Regions from separate parts of the Mus musculus genome. Here region 2 is linked to region 1. Evidence: chromatin loops called from intact Hi-C (ENCODE). Cell type or tissue: left cerebral cortex. All regions are shown on one strand. Each heading gives the region's core, and the rest is flanking DNA. Links, peaks and the distances in the headings are about the cores only.

Region 1 (8,333 bases), core at 334-8,333:
AAACAGAAATCTGAATGTTGTAGTAAGTGTAACAATCTTAAGTTTATTCAGTAATTTAAAAAAATTGTTAAGCGGAGAAAAGAAACTCTGTACTAACAGAGGCCTGAGAAAGCACACGGCAGGGAATAGGGGAAATGGCTTCCTTCATTGCTGGACACAGACTGAGCTCCAGGCTGTTTCAGCTGCCTTTTTAAGGCTCAAGGGCACTAAAAGTAAAACCATCCTGCTTCCTCTCCCCATTTTCATTTTCACCTAAAATCCCCTAGTCCCTTTGTGAAGACCAGGGCTTCACACGGTGAAAGAATGGTGGACTCACTTCTTTCAATAGGCTGACCTAGTATGTACACTAAGTCCACCCATGTTTTAACTTTCTTCCTAGTTTATTCCCCTTCTGATTTCTTCACAAGAATCAACCGGCTTTTCATTTTAATCTACTCTAATCGCCTGTGTGTTTACACTGGGTTACATTCTTTAGAGTGTACTTATATTCTCCTTTTGCATTCTCAATATAAATTAATCTGCTAGATATAAAGCTGTTCTCTTTATTTTAGTGTAATTTTTTTCTTCACATTGAATTCTAGGAGAAACTATGCTAGTGATATATAATTCTTGAACTATTAAACATGGGAGCATAAGAAAACAAGAATCTTAAGGCAATCTGCAGAGTGAAGAAGCTGATTGTGATCCTGAGAGTGTGTTTTGTAAATGGTTTTGGATTTTATGTACAGAGCCTACTTTCAGCCTGGAATCATTCTGAATGCTAGCTAGATATCTGGAGACAGGTGGACAGAAAACCAGGAACTAGTCTGAAAAAGAAACTAACCAAAGGGAAGAAGTCTGTTTAAGTTTGACCCAGCCTAGAAGACTTGAGCATTGGAGGGGTTATTCAGAGTGAGACGTACCACCTTCAGATTCAAATCCTGTCATCCAGTAGAAGGGAGCTTCAAACACAAGCTAGCTAAGATACAATGAGGTCCTTCTTCGATATCTTTATCTTCCATATACCATGAATCAAAGAAACTTCAACAACATGAGGACTGCAACAGACCTTCAAGCCTCCTTGCATGACCTGGAAATGTTTTGGGGTGTCCTGGCAGCAGTGGGATCAGCACTAACAGATAAGGGCAACTCTCACAGAGACTAAAGGTCTTAACTAAGAAGATAGCCAAGAGACCACTGGGGAGAATGCAGAGAATAGGCTTGGACTTGGAAGCCAAGATTGCTTGACAACAGACAGAAGATATTTCTGTACTTCACCCACTTTACCCACCTGGCAACTCCTGGAAACAACTGCACAAAATTTGGAGGTGAACAAACCATTAGAAACAACTGGTCCTGACAAGACACAGGAAAAACAAGCAATATGCAACATTACTGTCTGTTGTCCAGGTTGGGTGCTGGGGGTGGGAGAGGGAGTGTGTGTCTTTGTATGATCTGAAAAAACTCAGGTCAGAACATCTGTAGATCCTTACAGACATACAAAAGAATCCTAGCCTCTTATTCATGTGTGTGTGTGTGTGTGTGTGTGTGTGTGTGTGTGTGTGTGTGTGTATGTGTGTGTCGTCTGTCATGCGCGCGTGCCTGCGTTTAAATAACATCAGCTTTAGCTTCTCTTTCTCCTTATAAAACATTGTGAATTTCAGTTTTCTTTCCCATCAAGACATGCTCAAGTGCTGAGTCACTTTTAAAGAAAAAAAAGAAGAGTGCTCATGCTTCTTAGGGCTAGCCTCAAGGATGACTTAAGCACACTTTCCCCTTCCTAGTTGTGATTCTTTCGATGCTAAACGACGTCACATTGTGCAATCTTAATAAGGTTTCCAATCAGCCCCACCCACTCTGGCCCCACCCCCACCCTCCAACAAAGATTTTTATCAAATGTGGGATTTTCCCATGAGTCTCAAAATTAGAGAGTTGACTCCTAATAAATATGAGACTGGGGATGTCTGTAGCTCATTCTGCTCTGGAGCCCACCAAGAACGATAGTCAATTCCAGAAACCGCTATGAAGTTCCTCTCTGCAAGTAAGTGAAGGCAGTTCCTTGCCCTCTGGCGGAGCTATTGAGACTGTGAGAGAGGAGTGTGAGGCAGAGAGCCAGCATTGTGGGTTGGCCAGCAGCCATCAGCTAGCAGCAGGCGCCCAACTGTGCTATCTGCTCACTTGCCGGTTTTCCCTTTTCTCCACGCAGGAGACTTCCATCCAGTTGCCTTCTTGGGACTGATGCTGGTGACAACCACGGCCTTCCCTACTTCACAAGTCCGGAGAGGAGACTTCACAGAGGATACCACTCCCAACAGACCTGTCTATACCACTTCACAAGTCGGAGGCTTAATTACACATGTTCTCTGGGAAATCGTGGAAATGAGAAAAGAGGTGGGTAGGCTGTGAAACTGATGAAGACCCAGTGTGGGCGTCCATTCATTCTCTTTGCTCTTGAATTAGAAATTCTCTGCTGGGATCTAGGGCCCTTAGGATTTGAAGCTAAAGGTCAGACTAGACTGTGTTCTCTCTTTCTCACCTCTTTGCTGGTTTTGAGTGGAGGTTGGGAAGGGGTTCCTTTCCTGTCTGGAAGATACAGAATGTGACTGCATTTCTAGAAAATTCACAGTGGGCCATTCTCTGTTCCAATTTAGCTATTGCTTCTTAGGTGGGGATTCCTTTTCCCTCATTATTCCTTTTTCCTTATCTCTTTGCCTTCATTTATCCCTTGAAGTCTACAAGGACCAGAAAGTGCTTTTTGGCTGAATGTAGTAAGTTCTGTGTGTGTGAAATCAGGATGCTCTAGGGTCAGCCCAGATAAGATGCATATTGTATAGAGCCCAATAAAGTGCTAACACACACACACACACACACACACACACACAACCTAGATTAGGCTGGGCATGGTGGTGGATGCCTCCCAGCACTTGGGAGGCACACGCAGGAAGATCTCTGTGAGTTAGAGGCCAGCTTGGTCTACATATTGAGTTCCAGGATATCCAAGACTACATTGAGAGATCCTTTCTCAAAAAAAAAAAAAAAAAAAAAAAAACAACAACAACAAACAAACAAACAAACAAGAAAAAAAAAACCCAACCAACCCTACCTAGATTAAAATATCTCCCATCTTTAAATGAAAAGTATTTTGACTCTGCTTGACAGAAAGGAAAAAAAAAATCACAAACAAGATTAATAGCCTAGGTCTGGGTGTGTAGAACCAACTTTGTAATCTTGGGAAAATCCTCAACTATTTAGTACTCTTTATCTGCATAATTATGGAGTTACAGATAATGGCACAGACCCTTCCAGATGGAATATTCTGTGACTTAAATTTATTTGCCCCAAGATATCATCAAAATTTCTGTCCTTTACCAAGTTCCTACTCTATGCTGGGCAGTTTTTATCGTTGAATCCTTGAGACAAATGTATAAGAGGGACATCAATAATTCTTTATTGAAACATAGGAAATACTTAGGAGAGTAACAAGCTTAAAGCCAAGGGACTGAGCCTAAGGGTGCATTTTTATTTATTGGGCTGCTTAGTAGGGTTCTAAGAAGGTATAGCTTCCCTTTTCTGTGTCCTGGCTATGAAAGAGCATGACTTGGCCCTCTAGTGGTGCTTGTTGTAAGAGGTGTTTAAGTGATTGCTCTGGTAATCTTTTGCAGTTGTGCAATGGCAATTCTGATTGTATGAACAACGATGATGCACTTGCAGAAAACAATCTGAAACTTCCAGAGATACAAAGAAATGATGGATGCTACCAAACTGGATATAATCAGGTAGAAACTTGTCACGTTTACTTTCAACAATTCTTCAAGGTTCTCTCTTGCACGTGATACCTGCATTTGTACAGTCCCAGTCAGGCAACAAAGATGGGGGGATACATCCAATACCACTTGGATGTAACTGGCCTGCAGTAGCTTGAATACAAAAGGAGATTGAGAGGTACCTCAGCAGCTGCTAGGGTGAGGGAAAGTTTACCAACCAGTGCTATAAATGTTCACTCAATCTATGTCCATCAGGAGCTAAATGTTTAAAGTCTCTATTCTCATCTTGGCTTTGAGGTGTTAGATGATTAAAAAAAAAACATTTTTTTTGTCTAAAAAAGTGGAAGAGTAGATATAAAACATGTTATGTAAACGTCATGAGGAAAGTAACTTACAGATTTAATTAAAAAGCAGTTTATTTAAACAGGTAAAGGCCCACTATGCTGGGATTCTTCACCACTGTTAAATGTTAGAAGTCATAGCAAGTTTAGCTAGTTCATGAGCCATCTCTTCTCTGGCTGCCCCTGGAAGGATCCAGGCCTACACTCCCTACTGAGAACACTCTTCACACCCCTCTCCTTCCAGCCGGTGAGATAGTCTACATCAGGTCTCAGGACAAGTCAGACAAGAACAAGAGTACAGGAAGGGCACTGCAGGATAGAAGGGAAGGAGTGAGGGTCAGAAGTGGATTCCCACTGCCACACTCTGGGGTAGGGGGTGGGGGGATATTAAGTGGTGCCTCTCTCTACTTGTCCAGATAATTCAGGAGGTCAGCTGATGCTGCCTGTTGTCTAATTCTGTAGAAGATACTGAACAGCAGGAATCTTTTTTTCAATTTTTTATTAGATATTTTCTTCATTTACATTTCAAATGCTATCCCCACAGTCCCCTATACCCTCCCCCCCCTCCCCGCTCCCTTACCCACCAACTCCCACTTCTTGGCCCTGGCATTCCCCTGTACTGGGGCATATAAAGTTTGCAAGACCAAGGGGCCTCTATTCCCAATGATGGCTGACTAGGCCATCTTCTGCTACATATGCAGCTAGAGATATGAGCTCTGGGGGTACTGGTTAGTTCATATTGTTGTTCCACCTATAGGGTTGCAGACCCCTTCAGCTCCTTGGGTACTTTCTCTAGCTCCTCCATTGGGGGCCCTGTGTTCCATCCAATAGAAGACTGTGAGCATCCACTTTTTGCCAGGCATTGGCCTAGCCTCACACGAGACAGCTATATCAGGGTCCTTTCAGCAAAATCTTGCTGGTATATGCAATACTGTCTGGGTTTGGTGGCTGATTATGGGATGGATCCCTAGGTGGGGTAGTCTCTGGATCTTCCATCCTTTTGTCTTAGCTCCAAACTTTGTCTCTGTAACTCCTTCCATGGGTATTTTGTTCCCCATTCTAAGGAGGAATGAAGTATCCACATGTTGGTCTTCCTTCTTCTTGATTTTCTTGTGTTTTGGAAATTGTACCTTGGGTATTCTAAGTTTCTGGGCTAATATCCACTTATCAGTGAGTGCATATCAAGTGACTTCTTTTGTGATTGGGTTACCTCACTAAGGATCATACTCTCCAGATACATCCATTTGACCAAGAATTTCATAAATCCATTGTTTTTAATAGCTGAATAGTACTCCATTTGTAAATGTACCACATTTTCTGTATCCATTCCTCTGTTGAGGGACATCTGGGTTCTTTCCAGCTTCTGGCTATTATGAATAAGGCTGCTATGAACATAGTGGAGCATATGTCCTTATTACCAGTTGGAACATCTTCTGCGTATATGCCCAGAAGAGGTATTGCTGGATCTTCCGGTAGTACTATGTCTAATTTTTTGAGGAACAGCCAGACTGATTTCCAGAGTGGTTATACAAGCTTGCAATCCCAACAGCAATGGAGGAGTGTTCCTCTTTCTCCACATCCTTACCAGCATCTGCTGTCACCTGAATTTTTGATCTTAGCCATTCTGACTGGTGTGAGGTGGAATCTCAGGGTTGTTTTGATTTGCATTTCCCTGATGATTAAGGATGTTGAACATTTTTTCAAGTGCTTCTCAGCCATTCAGTATTCCTCAGTTGAGAATTCTTTGTTTAGCTTTGTACCCCATTTTTAATGGGGTTATTTGAATTTCTGGAGTTCAGCTTCTTGAGCTCTTTGTATATATTGGATATTAGTCCCCTATCAGATTTAGGATTGGTAAAAATCCTTTCCCAATCTGTTGGTGGCCTTTTTGTCTTATTGACAGTGTCTTTTCCCTTACAGAAGCTTTGCAATTTTATGAGGTCCCATTTGTCGATTCTCGATTTTACTGTACAAGCCATTGCTGTTCTGTTCAGGAATTTTTCCCCTGTTCCCATATCTACGAGGGTTTTTTTCCCACTTTCTCCTCTATAAATTTCAGTGTCTCTGGTTTTATGTGGAGTTCTTTGATCCACTTAGACTTGAGCTTTGTACAAGGAGATAAGAATGGATCAATTCGGGCTGGAGAGATGGCTCAGTGGTTAAGAGCACTGACTGCTCTTTCAGAAGTCCTGAGTTCAAATCCCAGCAACCACATGGTGGTTCATAACCATCTATAATAAGATCTGATGTCCTTTTCTGGTGTGTCTGAAGACAGCTACAGTGTACTTACATGTAATAAATAAATAAAACTAGATTATTTAAAAAAAAAAAAAAAGAATGGATCAATTCACACTCTTCTACATGATAACCACCAGTTGAGCCCGCACCAATTGTTGAAAATGCTCTCTTTTTCCCACTGGATGGTTTTAGCTCCCTTGTCAAAGATCAAGTGACCATAAGTGTGTGGGTTCATTTCTGTGTCTTCAATTGTGTTCCATTGATCTACCTGTCTGTTGCTGTATCAATACCATGCAGTTTTTTTTATCACAATTGCTCTGTAGTACAGCTTGAGGTCAGGCATGGTGAGTCCACCAGAGGTTCTTTTATTGTTGAGAATAGTTTTTGCTATCCTAGTTTTTTTTTTTTTTTTTTTTTGAACAGCAGGAATCTTATTCTCAAATTGAATCTATTCCTAGAAAGAACTGACTTCCTTTTCCATTTTACTTATAGGAAATTTGCCTATTGAAAATTTCCTCTGGTCTTCTGGAGTACCATAGCTACCTGGAGTACATGAAGAACAACTTAAAAGATAACAAGAAAGACAAAGCCAGAGTCCTTCAGAGAGATACAGAAACTCTAATTCATATCTTCAACCAAGAGGTGAGTGCTTCCCCATCTCTCATGCAGTGTGGGAAAGAGGACACCCGGCACCTCAGGGTAGCGGCACTTTTTCCAGACAGCTGCTCAGAAGGGAGAGAGTCTGAACAACAGTTCTTGATTATAAGGCCTTGCTTTGTTTTACTTTGGGGTTTTGTTTGAGGTTCTCTTTTGCAAAGAACATCAATACCTGCTTTAAACTGTATTAATAGAATGTTACTAATTGCGTAAGAGGTATGAAAACTATGACAGCCATACATAGTCACCCATTATGAGAGCACAGAGACAAAAGTGACTTTAATATTTAATCCTTGGCAAGTGACATTTTTGTAACCAGAGTTCTAATGCAGAGAAGTAGCCAAAAGCTAAAATGTCAGGGAAGGAAGGGATCAAGGGCTTCTGGCTACCATTAGCCAGAAGAATGGTAGATATGGAGGATTAATGACTCAGAGTGTGGGCGAACAAAGCCAGATGCAATAAGAAGGGCCTGGAATGAAACCCTCTTGCTAAGGCTGCTTTTGCCACTTGTAGTTTCTTGCCTTAAACCAGAGAGTTTCCCAATTTAATGTGCACAGGAACCACTTAGGGTCTTGTTCCAGCAGGGTCTTACTTAGGAGGTCTAGGAAGGGAACTAAGATTCATTTTTGTAAACAGCTGCTTGTTTATGACCCTGCTATATAGTATTCAGGCTCCTAAGTAGTGGGGCAAGCCTTCCAGTTAGTCTTCCCCATGCCAGTGGGCCCATGGAAGGGTGTTTCCAGACTTCTTCATGCTACCACACTAAGAGACTCTCAACAGAGTCTGAATGGAAACCACGAAGGAACACATTTGTTTTAGATTCCTCTGTGCCACCTTTACTGATGGGAGCTTCTGTTTTCCAGTAGAATACAGTATGTTAGCATGGATGCTTGGATAACAGACAAATAAGATGGTGGTGCTGACCTCTGGACGCTTACTCTCTAGTGGCAGACAGAACAGTAAGGTTAGAATTCTGTTGCTATTAAAAAACTAATAATAATCACCTTGAAAAAGAATGGAGTTGTTAGGCATGGGTCTCTCTCGAGTAAGCTTGGAACAAAAGCATCTCCCCTGGCTTGGGTGAGTCAAAGCAGATGGACTTAGCTCGTCTCATTCATTCTAAATTAGAACTTCTTCCCACAGCCCAGAACACGCCACAAGAAAAAAAAAATGTGCAATATTTAACCAGTCTTTGTTTTTTCCTCCTTTAGGTAAAAGATTTACATAAAATAGTCCTTCCTACCCCAATTTCCAATGCTCTCCTAACAGATAAGCTGGAGTCACAGAAGGAGTGGCTAAGGACCAAGACCATCCAATTCATCTTGAAATCACTTGAAGAATTTCTAAAAGTCAC
Region 2 (8,333 bases), core at 156-8,155, 57 kb after region 1:
CAGGAATAAGAGGGAATTCTGAGCTACTAATGTCATACCCACCACACACTGTCCATGTACAGCCTATCTTTATGCAGGCTGGTCCTGGCCAGACTTCCTTATTAGAAATTCCCTAAAGGTATTTCTTCTATTCCATCAGCTTTTAAAAATCTTTGTGTATATATGTATATATGTAGTTATAAGTATGCAGATCTTGCCTTCTACCTTGTTCCTGTTGCTGCACCACCAACCCAGGCTAGCTAGCCTATGAACTTCCAATAGATTCTCCTAGCTCCATGGTCCATCCCTCCCAGAAAAATTCTGAGATTAGATGGCACTACCAAATAGGGCTTTTTATGAGAATTCCAGGGATCCAAACTCAGTCTGTAAGATTTATATGGCAAGTGCTTTTATCCATTGCACCATTTCCCCAGCCTTTTAATTTTTTCTTTTTTCCCCATGAGACTGAGTTTCTCTATGTATCCCTGAAAGTCCTAGAACTCACTCTGTAGACCAGGCTAGCCTCAAACTCAGAGATCCACCTGCCTCTGCTTCTTGAGTACTGGGAATCAAAGGTGTATACCATCACTACCTGGCTTTAATTTTCTAAAACCTCCAAATTCCTAATATATTCCTACCTCATCTGACAGTTTTGAATTGCTGAATCAAACATGTTCCATGTCTATGAATAATGCTGCAAGTGAACTTGTTTACTAATACTCCCTGTACAGTCTGCTCATGTATCATGTCTGGCTAAAGAATTTATAGTGACAATCAGTAGTTAGCTTTTCTGGAAATGCTTCAGTCACACTAAACTAAGTTTGAATTCTATTTCATTCATCTATGTGACCCCATAAAACTGTATTTACCTCATGTATATTTTATATAACATTATGTTTATCTTATATTTTGACTCATTAGATTGGCTCCATGATATCCTAACCCAAGTATGATCCTGCAGCCAAGTATGGAGAGATCCTGCCCCACCCCTTTGGTGATGCATATACTCAGGCCTGGGCCTGATCCTTCTATTAATTCTTCTTGTGACTGCTTTAGCCTCATCTTACTGAAGAACACCTTAGCAGAATTTAACACACATGTCAAATGAGGAAGAGTTAATACTAGCAAAATGCTTGGTGCTTAGTAGACATTCTATGACATGGCTTACATTCTATCTTCACACAGGTGACAACTGCAATACGGATAACTGACTTTCCTTTCCTCTTTCTTCTTTTTTTTCTTTTTTCTTTTGCCTGCACGGATATCTGTGCAACAAGTGCCATCTAGGACCTACAGAGACAATAAGAGAGCACTGATCCCCTGGAACTAGTTACAGATGGTTGTTAGTCTTCCTGGAACTAGTTACAGATGGTTGTTAGTCTTCCTGTGGAGACTGGAACAAGTGCTCTCAACCACAGAGCCAGATTTCCAGCCCCTGTTTCTATTAGGTTTCTTTTAACTTTTTCACTCCTAATTAATAACTTCTCAATCTTTGTTTTGTTTTCCAAGATAGGGTTTCTCTGTGTAGATCTGGCTGTCCTGGCACTCTGTAGTCCAGGCTGGCCCAACTGCTTGGGCTAAAGGTGTGTGCCACCACTGCCTGGCTAACTTCTCAATCTTTTATGGTGTGCTTTAAAAGCCCCCCTTTCCCATTTTTGGGGCTGGGCTCAAGCTATTTTATGGATGTTTAGAATTTCTGAGGATTTACCTTGAGACAGACTAAATACACTGTCAACCCGTTCTAGAATGGGTAAGCAATCTAGGGTCTGGTAGGTCCAAGATGATGTCAGTCACACTGAGTGCCCTAGATTTTACTGATTTTGTGTGTAAGTGTGTTGTGCGTGCACATGTATGTACCTGAGCCCATGGAACCCAGAGGATACCTGCTCTATCACTTCCTACCTTTCCCTTGAAACAGGGTCTCTGTTTAGGCTAGAGCTTGTTTAGGCTAAACTAGTAGCCAGCAAAACACCAAAGATCCTATGTCCACCCTCCCATTATAGCACTGGGGTTAGAGATACATGCAATCACACCCAGCATTTTTAAATTTTATGTGTATGGGTGTTTTGCCTGCATGTGTCTATACACCATGTACATGCAGTGCCCAAGGACAGCAGATGATACTGGAACTAGAGTAACAGATGCCCAACAAGAGCAACAGATGCTCTTAACTGCTAAGCCACCTCTCCAGTCCCACACAGAATTTATGTGACTGCTGGGGACTGAACTCAGGTCTCATACTTGTACAACAAGCCCTCTTTACCTACTGAGCCATCACCCCAAGTACTCTAAAGAAGGAGTTGTAGTATGGCCCAGAACTCAGCTTGTCTTCTGGAGTTCTCTCACCCAGCATTAGACAGAGCCTCACTTGTTCTAGACGAGGACACACAGGAGGAACTTGGGGCTGTCATCACATATTCAAGGTACCTACTTGACTCTTTGGTATCTATTGTTCCAGTAAACAATATATACTGAGTACATACCATGTGGCTGGCTATGTTCTGGACCTAGGAATACAATAGCAAGTAGCAAAATAGATTCTCTAACTTTGGGAAACTCACAGGACATTGTACTTAATTATCTCTCCATTATTTTCCAGAAAAATCAGGAAAAGCTGATTTAGAGGCCAGCTGATGATGTTTCCCTATAAAGAGAGACAAAGAAGTGAGAAGGGAGAAGAATCGATCTTGATTAGGTCAAGGCTGTCTCAGTGGGACTGGACTGAAGGGACAGACTCATACTTCATAGGGAAAGAAAAGGTAGTAAGTCCTGGGAGTGGCAAGTGCCAGAGGCCTGGGCAGGGATATCCCAGTGTTTTCAGATTAGTGAGGAGAGCAGGATAGGTGGGAGGGAGAAAACAGAACTGGAAAATGAACCAGAGAAGTGGGAATGGCTACCAGCTGCAAGCTTGACTTCTAAGACTGGGACTGTGAAGCCTGACAGCTTCCAACAGCAGCACTACCCTTACCTTGATAAACCACAACAACTCCTCCAAAACACCCTTCCAGAACACTCGTTTGGTTGTGAGCAGAGGAAATTCATCTGAAAAACAGTTTGTCATACAGTTAAAACGTGGGAAAACACAGCAAGCCACCATCCAGCTTTCTCTGCGGAGGGCAAGTGCCTGGGACCCAAGACCCTGGAGCAGCTGCAGGAAAAGAGAGCTCCTGCCCAGCTACCCGGCAAGTCAGTGAGGACACCACAGTTCTCCAGGGGATACCCATGTGGCAAAAAGTCCCCACCCACTAATCAGCCACTGTGAATTCGATCACTGGGCTGTAATGGCATCATACAAAATGTGGCCTCAGACACAGCCTAAAAGCACCTCGCCCCAAGTCCACTATGCCATGGGCATAGAGGTGATATCAATCATGTAAAAACTGAACAGTTTTCAAATATTTGGAAAGCAAACTGACCTAGTATATGGAAACAGAATTGTTTACTCCTCGGAATGGCTATCAGGGAACTTTGTGACCTCCACTTCGCAGGTACCCAAAGGAAATGCACAAGTGTCCACAGCTTAAGAGGCAAAGGGGTGGTGCAGGTGAGGCAACCCACAAGGCAAAGTGAAAATGCTCAGGTTAGTGGTGTAGTCTGAGTGAAGGTTTTGCAACCAGAGCACTACTTCCAGCTTTAACATCATCGAAAAGCTGAATGAACACTAGAGAGGTAAAGGACAAAAACAAAACACAACTATACTTTAAAAAAAAAAAAAAAAAAAAAAAAAAACCTGTCCACAGTCTAAGCAGAGGACGTGAATTAAAAGGTCTGTGGTTCATCAGGGTCCACAATTCTTGGGAGGTCCTTTAGGCTGGACCAATCTGTGCAGTAGAAGCTGTAGTTTACAGCTCCAGAAAATGTTTGAGACTAAGCAAATGTCCTAAGAGCGGCCATATCCCCACTCAAAGCTACTCTCTACTCCAGTGTCAGGTTGCTCTTCATGTTTCCTGAATGCCACCATTAGCACCCCCATCCTCAGCCAACACCTAGGAGGTTCTGTGCCCTTCCAGGCCCTGTGGTTGATTCCATCCTTTGCTCCTCAACAGCCTCTTGTTACTCTTTAAAAGCCAAGGCTGCAGCACTTGGGAGGCAGAGGCAGGCGGATTTCTGAGTTCGAGGCCAGCCTGGTCTACAAAGTGAGTTCCAGGACAGCCAGGGCTACACAGAGAAACTGTGTCTCGAAAAACCAAAAATAAAATAAAATAAAATAAAATAAAATAAAATATAAAAGCCAAGGCTGTTGGAAGGAAAAACCCCACAGTTCCCGCCTAAGGCCCGGGTCTCCCCCTTTCCCGCGCAGCCGTAGCACCGCCCAAGCCATTTTCGCTCCAATTTTAAAAGCAGCAGCAAAGGGGAGCAGGAGATAAGGGGAGGAAGAAGAGGAGCAAAGTCAAGACCTCAGAGCAGGATTTGGACAAGCTCCCGCAGGTTTCTTCCCACTCCCTCCCTCTGGGCCGCACAACTGGTTGAAACTGGATTCGGGAGAAAAGGTTTAACAGGGACTAAGGTCAAAGGCAGACCTTCAGAACCTGGTTTACTTGAAGTAGTTGTCACCTGGGTCGCGCACGGGAAGTTTAGGACTCCTAGAACCTCAGAGCCCGGGTTAGGGCTATCCAAGAACGCTCGCCCGGCGTCTCCGCGTGCCCAGCTTGCCTGCCGGACGTCCTCCCGCTAATGCAGACCAGCCCCAGTTACCTCTCAGGCTGTATCGTGCCTGCATGCCGAACACCGACAGGGTGCCAGTGCCCGTGCGGTCCTCCTTCTTGAAGCCGCAGCGCAAAATGTGCTCCACCTGCCTCAGGTACTGGAGTTCTCCATGCCGTGGGGCTTCCGCGCTCAGCTGCTGAGCATCGGACTGCAGCTCGGAGCCAACCACCAGCATAACGGAGCAGTCTGGCAGCAGTGTAGTCAGCGACAAAACCAGGACCTTCCTGGCGCTCTTTTCCTCCAACACCAGCCCGCCTCTTCCTGCTGGGAAACTTCCGGCCGCCAGAATCCGTGGCAGACCCCGCCCCCACGTGACAGAAGTGGTTACAGCTTGCAAGGCAAACACCTGCCCACTTTCTCAAATCTGTATTTACCCTATTATGGCATTAAGAGCCTATAGGATCAGGGTGTGGGGATGCATGCCATTAAATCCCAGCTCCTGGGAGATTGAGTCGGCTAGAGGATCTGGAGTTTAAGGCAAGCCTTCACTTCATAGCAAGTTCAAGGCCAGCCTAGGTACTTGAGACCCAGTCTCAAAAAGAGCCTTTGGCTTATACGATACTTGTACTTGGATCTTTATGTAGTTTGGGAACCACAGTAATTTTGGCTTCATAGAATGAATTGGGTAGAGGACCTTCTGTTTCTGTTTTGTGGGATAGTTTGAGAATTGGAATTAAGTCTTTTTGAAGGCCTGATAGAACTCTGTGCTAAGTCCTGGGCTTTTTTTGTTTGGGAGACTATTAGTGACTGCTTCTACTTTTTTAGGGGAAATGGGACTGTTAAGATCATTAATCTGATCCTGATTTAACTTTGGAACCTGGTATCCGTCTAGGAAATTGTCCATTTCATCCATGTTTTCCAGTTGTGTTGACTATAGCTTTTTGTAATACAATCTGGTGATGTTTTGGATTTCCGCTGGTTCTGTTGTTATGTCTCCTTTTTCATTTCAGATTTTGTTAATTAGGATGTTGTTCCTTTGCCCTCTAGTTAGCCTGGCTAAGGGTTTATCTATCTTGTTGATTTTCTCAAAGAACCAGCACCTGGTTTGATTGATTCTTTGAATAGTTCTTTTTGTTTCCACTTGGTTGATTTCCACCCTAAATTTGATTATTTCCTGCTATCTACTTCTCTTGGGTGAATTTGCTTCCTTTAGTTCTAGAACTTATAGGTGTGCTGTCAGGCTGCTAGTGTGTGCTCTCTCTAGTTTCTTTTTGAGGAACTCAGAGCTGAGTTTTCCTCTTAGGAGTGCTTTCATTGTTCTCGTATGTTTGGGTATGTTGTGGCTTCATTTTCTTTAAACTCTAAAAAGTCTTTAATTTCTTTATTTCTTCCTTAACCAAGATATCATTGAGTAGAGTGTTGTTCAGTTTCCACGTGAACTTTGGCTTTCTGTAATTTATGCTGTTATTGAAGATCAGCCTTAGTCTGTGGTGATCTGATAGGATGCATGGGATAATTTCAATATTTTTGTATCTGTTGAGGCCTGTTTTGTGACCAATTATGTGGTCAATTTTGGAGGAGGGACCATGAGGTGCTGAGAAGAAGGTATATTCTTTGTTTTAGGATAAAATGTTCTGTAGCTATCTGTTAAATCCATTTGTTTCATAACTTCTGTTAGTGTCCATGTGTCTCTGTTTAGTTTCTGTTTCTAAGTTCTGTCCATTGGCCAGAGTGGGATGTTGAAGTCTCCCACTATTATTGTGTGAGGTGCAATGTGTGCTTTGAGCTTTACTAAAGTTTCTTTAATGAATGTGGATGCCCTTGCATTTGGAGCATAGATATTCAGAATTGAGAGTTCATCTTGGTAGATTTTACCTTTGATGAGTATGAAGTGCCCCTCCTTGTCTTTTATGATAACTTTGGGTTGGAAGTCAATTTTATGCGATATTAGAATGGCTACTCCAGTTTGTTTCTTTGGACCATTTGCTTGGAAAATTGTTTTCCAGCCTTTCCCTCTGAGGTAGTGTCTGTCTTTGTCCCCGAGGTGGGTTTTCTGCAAGCAGCAAAATGTTGGGTCCTGTTTGTGTATCCAGTCTATTAGTCTATGTCTTTTTATTGGGGAATTGAGTCCATTGATGTTAATAGAAATTAAAGAAAAATATTTGTTGCTTCCTGTTATTTTTGTTGTTAAAGTTGGGATTCTGTTCTTGTGGCTGTCTTCTTTTAGGTTTGTTGAAGGATGACTTTCTTGCTTTTCTAGGGTGTAGTTTCCATCTTTGTGTTGGTGTTTTCCCACTATTATCCTTTGAAGGTCTGGATTTGTGGAAAGATAATATATGAATTTGGTTTTTTCATGGAATACTTTGGTTTCACCATCTATGGTAATTGAGAGTTTTGCTGGGTATAGTAGCCTGGACTGGCATTTGTGTTCTCTTAGTGTCTGTATAACATCTGTCCAGGATCTTCTGGCTTTCATAATCTCTGGTGAGATGTCTGGGGTAATTTTAATAGGTCTGACTTTATATGTTACTTGACCTTTTTCCCTTACTGCTTTTAATATTCTGTCTTTATTTAGTGCATTTGTTGTTCTGATTATTATGTGTCAGGAGGAATTTCTTTTCTGGTCCAGTCTATTTGGAGTTCTGTAGTTTTCTTGTATGTTCATGGGCATCTCTTTCTTTAGGTATGGGAAGTTTTCTTCTATAACTTTGTTGAAGGTATTTGCTGGCCCTTTAAATTGAAAATCTTCATTCTCATCCACTCCTATTATCCGTAGGTTTGGTCTTCTCATTGTGTCCTGGATTTCCTGGATGTTTTGAGTTAGGATCTTTTTGCATTTTCTTTGATTGTTGTGTCCATGTTCCCTATGGAATCTTCTGCACCTGAGATTCTCTCTTCCATCTCTTGTATTCTGTTGCTGATACTCACATCTATGGTTCCTGATTTCTTTTCTAGGGTTTATATCTCCAGAGTTGTCTCCCATTGGGTTTTCTTCATTGTTTCTACTTCCATTTTTAGATCTTCGGTGGTTTTGTTCAATTCCATCGCCTGTTTGGTTGTGTCTTCCTGTAATTCTTTAAGGGATTTTTGTGTTTCTTCTATCTGTTTAGCAATGTTTGCCTGTAGTTCTTTAAGGACTTCTACCTGTTTAGCAGTGTTCTCCTGTAATTCCTTGAGGAATTTTTGTGTTTCCTCTCTAAGGGATTAACTTGTTTAGCAGTATTCTCCTGTAATTCCTTGAGGGATTTTTGTGTTTCCTCTTTAAGGGCTTCTACCTGTTTAGTAGTGTTTTCCTGTATTTCTTTAAGTGAGTCATTAATGCCCTTCTTAAAATCTTCTACTACCATCATGAGATATGTTTTTTTAAATCTGAGTCTTGCTTTTTGGGTTTGTTGGGGTATCCAGGACTTGCTGTGGTGGGTGTACTGGGTTCTGATGATGCCCAGTGGCCTTGGTTTCTGTTAGTAAGATACTCTTTTTTTTTTTTTGTCCAATTTTTATTAGGTATTTTCTCCATTAACATTTCAAATGCTATCCCGAAAATCCCCTATACCTTCACCACCACCCCCCCCCCGGTCCCCTACCCACCCACTCCAATTTCTTGACACTGGTGTTCCCCTCTGTACTGGGGCATATAAAGTTTCCAAGACCAAGGGGCCTCTCTTCCCAATGATGGCCTACTAGGCCATCTTGCAGCTAGAGACATG

Evidence for each region. Peaks named below come from ENCODE experiments on the same cell type or tissue, not always from the same donor. Only the 100,000 strongest peaks of a DNase experiment are listed, where the experiment ranks them.
Region 2: a loop joins it to region 1, with 2.1 times the contacts of the local background. A loop is called at or near these places in 2 of 42 quality-filtered maps.

What each region holds. Positions count from the first base shown.
Region 1 is chr5:30,011,191-30,019,523 of GRCm38, forward strand. Il6 (interleukin 6) reads left to right here and starts at 1,924. Exons shown (of 5, transcript NM_031168.2): 1 at 1,924-2,020; 2 at 2,186-2,370; 3 at 3,642-3,755; 4 at 6,815-6,964; 5 at 8,191-8,333. The coding sequence starts at 2,002. All of the region lies in intron 1 of A230098N10Rik (a long non-coding RNA gene), which reads right to left. In left cerebral cortex, for the core only: CTCF peaks have their summits at 2,051 and 3,593; DNase peaks (open chromatin) are centred at 1,656, 2,112 and 3,581.
Region 2 is chr5:30,068,687-30,077,019 of GRCm38, forward strand. It overlaps Tyms (thymidylate synthase), which reads right to left and starts at 4,939. Exons shown (of 7, transcript NM_021288.4): 1 at 4,675-4,939; 2 at 2,948-3,021. The coding sequence starts at 4,861. In left cerebral cortex, for the core only: a CTCF peak has its summit at 4,952; a DNase peak (open chromatin) is centred at 4,947; H3K4me3 peaks cover 1,149 bases.